Regions from separate parts of the Homo sapiens genome. Here region 2 is linked to region 1. A link is an interaction called in ENCODE POLR2A ChIA-PET data of the cell type or tissue named here. Cell type or tissue: MCF 10A. All regions are shown on one strand. Each heading gives the region's core, and the rest is flanking DNA. Links, peaks and the distances in the headings are about the cores only.

Region 1 (5,381 bases), core at 198-5,197:
AGCTACTCGGGAGGCTGAGGCTGGAGAATCGCTTGAACCCAGGAGGCAGAGGTTGCGGTGAGCTGAGATCATGCCACTGCACTCCAGCCTGGGCAACAAGAGCCAAACTTCGTCTCCAAAAAAAAAAAAGAAATGAGGAAAATTTGTTTAGCATGGTGTGAAACAAGATACATAATAATATTCACTGAATAAAGAAAATACTCAACCAAAACAAAACAAATAAATAAAATGGTCATCCATAACAGCTCATAAATCTCCACTTGGAAAAAGAAAAGTTACAATATATCTTGTTTAGAATGGGAGTGTATTGATGAAGAAAAAATAGTAAGCCTCATTGCCAGAGAACCAAATGCCTCCAATGATGTAAATAGGGAAGAAGGGGTTCCAATATATCTGCTTATGTACCCCTCAAAATAACTTATGGAAACTGGGGATAACTTACATTGAATAGAGGAAATTTCAAAATAAGAATCCATGGCCAGGCATGGTGGCTCATGCCTGTAATCCCGACACTTTGGGAGGCCAAGGCGGGGAGATCACTTGAAGTCAAGAGTTCCAGACCAGCCTGGGCAACATGGCAAAACCCCATCTCTACCAAAAATATAAAAAATTAGCTGGGCATGGCAGTGCACACCTGTGGTCCCAGCTACTCAGGAGGAGCTACTTCAGTGGGAGGATCGTTTGACTTGAGCCTGGGAGGCAGAGGTCACAGTGAGCCGAGACTGTGCCACTGCACTCCAGACTGAGCAATAGAGTAAGACCCCGTCTGAAAATAAAAATAAGAAGAATTCATATTAGGTCATATGCAGATCATGGTTTTAAAAGTCTACTAGAATTGAGAAATATTCTTAGAATGAAGATAACTGAGTCTTGGCAATGCAAGATGAGCAGAAAAAATTCTGTAAAATAATTACCAGGAAGTTCTAGACCTGGAAATATATTGGTCACAGTGAAGACAGGAGATAGCAGTGGTGCGATCTCAGCTCACTGCAGCCTCTGCCCCTGGGTTCAAGCGATTCTCCTGCCTCAGCCTCCCGAGTAGCTGGGATTACAGGTGCGCACCACCACGCCTGGCTAATGTTTGTATTTTTAGTAGAGACGAGGTTTCGCCATACTGGCCAGGCTAGTCTCAAACTCCTGACCTCAGGTGATCCACCCACCTCAGCCTCCCAAAGTGCTGGCATTACAGGCATGAGCCACTGTGCCCGGCCGCACCATCCTTATTACACTCTAGAGTTACACTGCCTGCGCTCCAACCTCTAACTGCTAGTCACAGTAAAATTTCCAAAAGTCCATCTATTCCCTCTTAGGCTCTCATTCCTCCCATATTATGGGCCTTGAGGTTCCTTCTTGCTTCGAAGTGCTTCAGGGGATGCAGTAGTTGTCTCCTTGGTCCTGTACTGATATGCTGAATATGGCAAAGAAGCACCAACAGTTGAGTAGTTGCTGGCCTTTTTGAGAGCTGTGTCCAAAGCACAGTACTGGACAACATCCCTGCCTGCAGGGTAAACACAGCAGCAGCTTCCTCCGAAGCAGCGAATCTAAAATTGCCAACGCTAACACAAAGAATCAGAGGAACATGTTGGCACATGACTGAGAGGCTCAAACAATTACACAGAAGGAGTAAATAAGCATTTCAGTAAAACAGATGCTACAGGCAACATATCACATAATTGTGCCTAGTAGGTGAAGGAAGTACTTTTCTCCTTAGCATATCTTTGGTGGTAATTATTTGTCAGTTTGCCCAACTGGTGGAACAAATGAGATCATTTTCTCATTTACAGCTATTCTAGAAAAAGCAATAGAGAGAGTTGACTTAAAATGTAATGTTATTTTAAACTATGCAAGATATATTAACTTGTTAATACATGTAAATTTTCTACTTGTCCCTTTGTCATTATATCATGGATATAGGAAACAAAAGGAAGAATTATGTATGCATGGATATAGGAAACAAAAGGAAGAAACAAAAGGAAGAATTATGAAGAATTATGAGTCAGGATAAGCACTCCCATGAACTAGAAAGTCCCTGAGTTAAAGAGTTAAGGAATTTGGTATCCTTCTTTCTGAGTTAAGGAATCTGGTATCCAGAGAATAAATGATAAAAATATCAATGTTACATTTCTGCATGCAGCTGGAAGCAAGACAGGCTTCATAACGGTTCTAGACTTCCACTGTTTACGGTTTACATGGGCATCCTTTTCCTTTCCTCTTCTTTTTTTAAATGTACATGCTATGGATCTATATTGTGACTTAGCTCTTAGCACCTCACAAAAGTCTGCTTGTTTTAGCCCCATGAGCATCTACAGCTTTCTCAGCTCTTTGCTGGGAAGAGGCTTTTAGGGTGGATGTTTATACTACACTTAAGAAAGAATTCCTTCTGCTCTGATGAGCAGGAAAGACAGTTAAAGACAAAAATAAGTCAATAATCTTTAAAAAGGGGAACACATCATCTCACTTCTTCACGCAAACCCCCCATGACACTGAACCCTTAAATGCAGATAAGCCTAAAACTATATATAACCCTGGACTTAGCAGTTTTATATGCTAATGCATTTCCGTTTTCTTTAACTCAAGGTAGTTTGAGTTGTCACTAGCAACAGTTTAGATTAATACAGACACCAAATTATTAACAGTAATTATCTTCTAGTAGTGAAATTACAGGTGACTATTTTTCCTTTCCGTTTTGTTTGCTTTTTAGTATTGATAATAAATTTACTAATTTTTCAATAAAAGAAAAACTAAGGCATTATTTTAATGTATGGAGGAGAGAGATGGAACTTCACTGGGGATGGAGAGCTGATGGACACCCAATCAACCTAAGAAAAGGATGCTTCTTGGCTATCTCCACTCCCTACTCCACTTCCAGGGTTCTCTCGAACTCCATTCCCCACCCCCAATCCCAACACTCAGGTTTCTTGCATAATCCAATTTTTTAAATCCAGAGATAGGGGAACAGCATTAATAATTTCTGAAAGTCTCTGCCAAGTCTGTGATTTTCAGAATGACCCCTATTCCTGCTTGGGTCATAATTTAACTCTAATTAAATCTAAGGTTGGTGCTGTATTTTTCTGTGCAAGAGAAAAGCACAGAATATGAGAAATTCTTTTTTCTTTCCAGTAAACACTTTCATACTTAAAGAAAAAGAGAACAACTATTGATGGGACTTTGGACACGGACAGCTAGAAATTCCATTGAAGTTAGTTTGAACTTGTTGAGCATGTTTCATTTGCAAAGAACAAAAAAAAAATGGGCATAATTTGCTGCTGGAAAGAGTTGGTCACCTACCTCCTCATTCAAGCTCCTCATTCAAGGAAGTGACACTATTACCATGAGGAGTCATGGAATGTATCTGGGGACTGACTCATCTGGGGCTCCCTAAGACAGGCTCTGGGTCTCTCTGGAAATTTGGATAACAATTTGGGACCTGTGGCCATCTCAAGGTTCTTGTCTGTGACCAGTAAGTCTGGGCAGAGGACAAAGAGTATCAGCATTCATTTTGGCAAGCAAAATAAACTGACTCTGGATAATTTATGCAAAAGCTGAATTTATTTAAAGCTATTTTAGTAGTTCAGAGAACCTGCAGGAAGACCAGAAAATTAGGCTTGAGGGTCTCCTAGCTAGGAACTCACTCAGGGTTATGCCACAGAAATGATTAGAAGACATCACTGCCTCTGTCACTGTCCCTGGACTCAGACCCAGCAGCCAGTATCTACCACCCCCAACACTACCTCTAGGCAGGCAGACAGGCAGGCAGGGAGGGAGGGAGGGAGGAAGGAAGGAAGGAAGGAAGGGAGGGAGGGAGGGAGGGAGGGAGGGAGGGAGGAAGGAAAAGAGGAGGGAGGAGGGAGGAAGGAAAAAATGGGACGAAGGGAGGAGGGAAAGAATGAAGGGAGAAAGGAAAAAAGGAGGACTGAAGGAAGAAGGGAGGAGGGAGAGAGGAAAGGAGGGAGGGAGGAAAGAAAAAGATTGCCTAACTATAACAGCAAGCCAGTTGGTGGTAGTACCTTCATGCCCTTTCTTCCCTGCAGGGGACATTGCTGGACACCTTTCTGATGGATTATTTCTTATAGGTTGGTTGGGAGCCCTGAACACACTGAGTCTGCCCCAAGCAAGATGAGCAGTTCTCACCTTATGGCCACCTCTTCACTTCCTGCTGGGGCCTTCCAGCATGGCTCATAGAGTGATCACTGGCTTCACTTCCTTTGGCTGAAGCTCATCTGCCATATCTTCTTTGAAAGCAAAGAAGCTATTTTAATAAAGCCCAAGGAGGTTAGCAAGAAATTATTTCTGCTCTGGAATATGGGCTCTGTTGTCACATCATCTAAGAGAACCTACAAATCTAGACTTTTGTGTAAATTTGAAAATTATTCCAGTCTTGCATCTTAATCTTCAGTTTGTAATCCTTAAGGGAACTCAAATCTTAGTCCAAGAAGAGGCCTTTAAAAAAAAGGGCATTTCTGCCCCCCACCCCCACCCCATCTGCTCTTCTTGCCTCGTTTAATAACACCTTACTTCTCACAAACCCCTTCTGATGTTGTCCATCTCACTAGGCCAAGGAAACCCAGCTATGCTCCCAGGAACATCAAGAGATTGCTTCCTTACCACCCCCTGACCCCTTACCTACTCCTGTGCCCCAACACTGCAGAGAATGGTGAAGTATTTCTGTCTGATTTCATGAAGCTTGTCACCATTTCTTTCAGATCCCAGCCAGGGAGTTGCTGGAAACAATCAACAATGAAAATAATATGGTGTTGCAGTCTGCTATGGGCTGAAGTGTGTCCCCTTAAAATATATGTTGAAACCCTAACTCCCAGCACTCAGGATGTGACTGTATTTGGAGACAGGGCCTTTGAAGAGGCGATTAGGTTAAAATGATGCTGTTAAGGTGGGCCCTAATCCAATCTGACTGGTGTTCTTTTAAGAAGAGGAAATTTGGACAAACATAAGAGACACCAGGGATATGTGCACACAGAGGAAAGGGCACATGAGGACTCAGGGTAAAGGTCACCATCTACAAGCCCAGGAGAGAGGCCTCAGGAGAAACCAGATCTGCTGACACTCCCATCTGGAACTCCAAGGCTCCAGAACTGAGATAAGATACATTTCGGCTGTCTAAGTCACCTGGCCTGTGGTAATTTGTTATAGCTCCAGCAGGCCAATCCACAGGCACCGGAGGGAGGCAATAGGCAGTAAAAAGGGGGAGGATCTCAGACAAAAGCCCAGCCTCCTCCTTATGCAGGATTGGAACCCTCAGGTCACAGAGCCTGAGTTCGGATACAGGGGGTGTTCGACCCAGCAAGGTCTACTGAGCCTCCCGCAGGATTTCATGTAAAGTAGTGTATCTATAATAATGAGGGGTTACAGATTATAGGAAAGGC
Region 2 (5,381 bases), core at 86-5,085, 310 kb before region 1:
CTCCAAGGCTGGCTGTGGAGACCTATGACACTAGGCCCTGCGGGGGAGGTGCCACCCTGCAGGCTTTTTGGTGTCACAGCCAACTTGGCACAAGACGAGCATTTACAAACATTCCAGCAGTTCTTAAAGCATTAGATGTCACAGTTACTGGACTGTCATTTCTGACTCCCTTCTCAGTTGGTCTGTGGAAGACATGGACTTTTGCCCTTGACTTTTATTATTCTGAAGGTGCGGCTTATGCAAACAGCTCCTTCTCACAGACCTCCAGCAACTAAGATAGAACAAAGGTGTCTGCTTATCTTAAGTCAGACCTTTTTCACTTCTGAAGATATCCAGATTTTAGTCTGGCTGTGAAATTAGCATGTTTTCACCAGTGGAATTCAGCTTTGGAACAGTATTTACCAAGGAGAAGGAGCAGGAAGACATCCGTTTGCTCATCTTGTTTTACATATGTAATGGCGCTGTGTATTTCTTTTGATGTCTTCTCAATGCCGTTCACAAAGTTTTCTTTGAAAGTGATGGCTTTATCCTTCTGCTCATATTGATTACCACAGTTCAAGTACCATTTAGTTGAATTATAATCCTCAAGCACCAGGGGAGATTCCAGAACTCAGTGAATGAGAGATTTGATCATTGCTGCAGGACTGAGTTCTGCCCATTCCCTGTTCTTAGAGGAGAGGTAGGGAAAAAGAGCACCTTTTTAGAAACTTGCACTAGAAAAGGCGAGGAATGTTTTCTTTGGCTGACCCCAGGGCTTGATTAATTTGCTCACCATTTCTTTGGCTGTGACAAGTTTTCACTTTTATTTACTTCATGACAGACAGTGGAGACATTGCTTGATAATGATGCGGCACAGAAAGCTGGTAGGTTTTGAGATTTAGAAAAGAAAATTTGTTAGTTTTTGTGTCTCTTAGAGAAGAGTTTTCTGAGTACAGTATTACAAAAAAGGAATGAATGCCTTTTCAAATGGTTGCTCTTTTCAAAAGGTTGCTCTTTTTTTTTCTTTTTTTTTTTTTTGAGACAGTGTCTTACCTTATCGCCCAGGCTGGAGTGCAGTGGCATGATCTGGGTTCACTGCAACCTCTGCCTCCTGGGTTCAAGCAATTTTCATACCTCAGCCTCCCAAGTAGCTCGGATGACAGGCATGTGCTGCCATGCCTGCCTAATTTTGTGTCTTTAGTAGAGATGGGGTTTCACCATGTTGGCCAGGCTGGTCTCGAACTCCTGGCCTTAAGTGATCTGCCTGCCTTGGCCTCTCAAAGTGCTGGGATTATAGGCGTGAGCCACCGCGCCCAGCCACAGTTGCTCCATTTTTAATTGAACTTCTGTTGCACTTGTATTGACAGTGTTTATGGGAACTCTCAAATGTGTCACCAAAAATCTATATTTGAAAGATTTCCAGACTATTGTTCTAGAGCTAAGTTTTAATTATACACATCTATCTGTATTGTTAAAATAAAAACTTTAAACAAATTAAATTTAACAGAGTTTAATTGAGCAAAGAACAATTTGTGAATTGGGCTGCCTCCCAAGCCAGAGTAATAAGCTCAGAGAGACTCCAGTGCAGCCACATGGTGGAAGATTTATGGACAGAAAAGGGAAAGTGATGTATAGAAAATGGAAGCGAGGTACAGAAACAGGTGGATTGGTTACAGCTCAGCATTTGCCTTATTTGAATACGGTTTGAACCCCCAGCCACCTTTAATTGGCCAAAATTTGGTCACTGGCACAAGAGGAGGTTTTAGTCTGTTTATATTTCCACTAAGGTTTCAGTTTACTATGTCCAGAGAAACCTTTAGGCTAAACTTAAAATATATGAGGAGGCAGCTTTAGGTTAAACTTAATTTAATAGTATTCTCCACATACCTAATCTATGAATAAGCATCTTCTTTGAAGACGGGAACTGTACTTCAGGTTCTTTTCTGTTTAGCATTTAATTCCAAGATTTCCTCCAGCAATCTTGGAATTACGTTGTGAAATAATGTACAGAAAGCCTTGTGCACTGTGAAACAGAATAAAAATTACTTTTATTATCATTGTGGTTATTCATCTTTTGGGTATTTCACAGTCTCATAATACCACGTCCCATTTTCAGATACCATATAACACTCTGAAATAAGCACACTCATGTAGATTAGTATACATCTCATGTAACCTAGTAGTTTATAGCATGGCCTCAGGAGTCAAACTGCTAGGGTCTAAATCTCCCAGCTCAGCTACTTTCTGGCAGTTTAACTATGGGCAAATTACTTAATCTCATTCTGCCTTACTTTCCTTGCCATTAAAATAGTGATAATGATAGTACCCATTTCAGAGCATTGCTGAGACAAGTAGAGTGTTGAACTGTCTGTCACATAGAATGCTCAAAATATGTGAAAGTATTACCACTTTTATGAACTCTGGCCCTGAAAGCAATAATAATAAATGTTAGGTTGCAAAAGACTTAGTAGCCAAGAGGAGCCTAAGGAGTACATGGGGACTAAACATAATATGCTGTATAGATAGGATCCTGCGACAGGAAAAGAACATTAGGTAAAAACAAAGGAAATCCAAATAAAGGATGAACTTTAGTGAATTAGGAAAAATTGTTAGCCTGGGAAAATAAAACATCTGTGAAAAAAAAATTCCACTCATATAACTATATGGTTATATAAAAAAATAAACTTGTTGGCTAAAATAGAGATTGATAAGGCAGAAAATGGAAGTTCTCCCCTTTCCAAAGATAACTACTCTTAATGGTTCAGAGTATTACATTGGTGCAAAAGTGCAATTACTTTTGCACCATGAATTTTAAATCATTATTACTAGGCTGAAACACATTTTTATTAATCAAAATAGGAAGCATTATAACCAACACATTTTTGCCAATGAAAAATAAGTTTTTCTGAGTAAAAATCCGTAGGCAGGGCACGGTGGCTCACTCCTGTAATCCTAGCACTTTGGGAGGCTGAGGCGGGCAGATCACAGGGCAGATCACGTGAGGTCAGGAGTTCGAGACCAGCCCAGCCAACATGGCGAAACCCCGTCTCTACTAAAAATACAAAAATTAGCTGGGCATGGTGGTGGGTGCCTATAATCTTAGTTACTTGGGAGACTGAGGCAGGAGAATCGCTTGAACCCAGGAGGTGGAGGTTGCGGTGAGCCGAGATCCTGCCACTGTACTCCAGCCTGGGCGATAGAGCGAGATTCAGTCCCCACCCGCCGCTGCCAAAAAAAAAATCTGTGCTTTGTGATTCAACAAATTCTTGAAAAGCATTTTCTGCATCCTGCTGGTTGTGGAAGTGTTTTCCCTGCAAAAAGTCATTGAGATACTTGAAGAAGTGGCAGTCTGTTGGCGAGAGGTCAGGTGAATATGGTGGATGAAGCAAAACTTTGTAACCCAATTCCTTCAACTTTTGAAGCGTTGGTCGAGTGAAGTTCATTTGGCTATTGTCATGGAGAAGAATTGGGCCTTTCCTATTGACCAGTGCCGGCTGCAGGTGTTGCAGTTTTCGGTGCATCTCATCCATTTGCTGAGCATACTTCTCAGATGTAATGGGTTTGCTGGGATTCAGAAAGCTGTAGTGGATCAGACAAGCAGCAGATCACCACACAATGACCATGACCTTTTTTTGGTGCAAGTTTGGTTTTGGGAAGTGCTTTGGAGCTTCTCTCAGTCCAACCACTCAGCTCATCGTTGTCGGTTGTGGTATAAAATCCACTTTTCGTTGCATGTCAACATCCGATGGAGAAATAGTTTGTTGTTATTTTGCAGAGTAAGAGAAGACAACACTTCAAAATGACGTTTTTTTTATTTTTGCTCAGCTCATGAGGCACCCACTTATCAAGGCTTTTTAGCTTTCCAATATGCTTCAAATGCTGAATGACCATAGAATCGTCGATGTTGTTCTTCGACAACTTTTTGTGTAGTTGTAAGAGGATCAGCTTCGATGATTGCTCTCAACTGGTCATTGTCAACTTCCAGTGGCCAGCCACTATGCTTCTTATCTTCAAGGCTCTCATCTCCTTTGCAAAACTTCTTGAAACCACCACTGCACTGTATGTTCATAAGCAGTCCCTGGGCCAAATGTGTTGTTGATATTGTGAGTTGTCTCCACTGCTTTATGACCCATTTTTAACTTGAATATCACTCGAATCTGCTTTTTGTCTAACATCATTTCCATTGTCTAAAATAAATATAAAATAAAAAGCAAGTAATAAGTCATTAGCAAGAAAACATAAAGTGAGAAATATGCATTAAAATGATGTATAACATAACCACATTTATGTAAGAATGTGTATTCCAATATCAGACAGCAAATTTCAACAATGCAAAAACCATGATTACACTTGTACCAGTTGAATACATCCTTCCAATGGCAAAATTTGTATTTATTTATATTTATAATAGTTAATCTATTTATTTACTTATTGAACAAATGGGATCGTTTGTAGAATAGTTAATATAGACTTTTTTTTTTCTTTTTTTTTTTGCTCAACAATGTGTCATCTATACCAGTGCTACTCAAGCATAGTTCATAGACCAGTGCTGGTCAGCAATGCATTTGTTACCAGTCTCTGGGGAGATAAGGGAGGAGATAAGGTAAATCATAACATTTCTTTTTTTTTTTTTTGAGACAGGCTCTCACTCTGTCACCCAGGCTAGAGTGCAGTGGCACGCTCATGGCTCACTGCAGCCTCAATCTCCTGGACTCAACTGATCCTCCCACCTCAGCCTTCTGAGTAGCTGGGACTACAGGCGTTCATCACTATTCCCAGCTAATTTTTTTATTTCGCCGTGTTGCCCACGGTGGTCTCGAACTCCTGGACTTAAGTGATCCTCTTACCTTGGCCTTCCAAAGTTCTGGGATTACAAGTGTGAGCCACCACTCCTGGCCTTGGCACTGCTTTCTTTATTCAGAAAATCTTGCTACGAAACTAAACAGTGGTTAGTGATGTGAAGCTTTAGATTCTGGCCTAAGCCTCTTATCTCATTGTGGATCTGAAATGAACAGTTTGCTGACCTTCATCTGAGTAGTGCTGGTCTGCACCATGCCATATAAACATATAAAGAGCTGTGTTATCTCTTTAGGAGTTATTGATATTACTTGTTTTTCTTTTTGATTTAGAAACAAGATTGTCTTTCAAATGGAATAGTGGTGGCATTTACCAATAGCCACCTCTGTACTTTTATCTGCATCAGTTTCAGTGATTGAACTTCATTTAAAGAGTCAACACAGTATAGAGGTTGAGACCTTGGATAAAGCCAATTCAAATTATGGCTACTCTGGAACCTCAATTTTTTAATCTGAAAAATTGATATGATGAATCAATCTTATAAGATGAATCTATCTTATAAGATTATTATGAGGATTAATGATTAAATGAGATCATACCTTCAA

Evidence for each region. Peaks named below come from ENCODE experiments on the same cell type or tissue, not always from the same donor. Only the 100,000 strongest peaks of a DNase experiment are listed, where the experiment ranks them.
Region 2: POLR2A ChIA-PET joins it to region 1 with 6 read pairs; 6 of 35 experiments call an interaction of 5 or more read pairs at or near these places.

Annotation. Positions count from the first base shown.
Region 1 is chr12:64,168,622-64,174,002 of GRCh38, forward strand. No RefSeq gene overlaps it. Among named protein-coding and RNA genes, the nearest start is that of KICS2, 51 kb to the right of the region's middle. In MCF 10A, for the core only: no CTCF peak of the experiment used is centred there; DNase peaks (open chromatin) are centred at 1,550 and 3,320.
Region 2 is chr12:63,862,274-63,867,654 of GRCh38, forward strand. The region is part of intron 1 of SRGAP1 (SLIT-ROBO Rho GTPase activating protein 1); the gene reads left to right. Among named protein-coding and RNA genes, the nearest start is that of SRGAP1, 20 kb to the left of the region's middle. In MCF 10A, for the core only: no CTCF peak of the experiment used is centred there; a DNase peak (open chromatin) is centred at 118.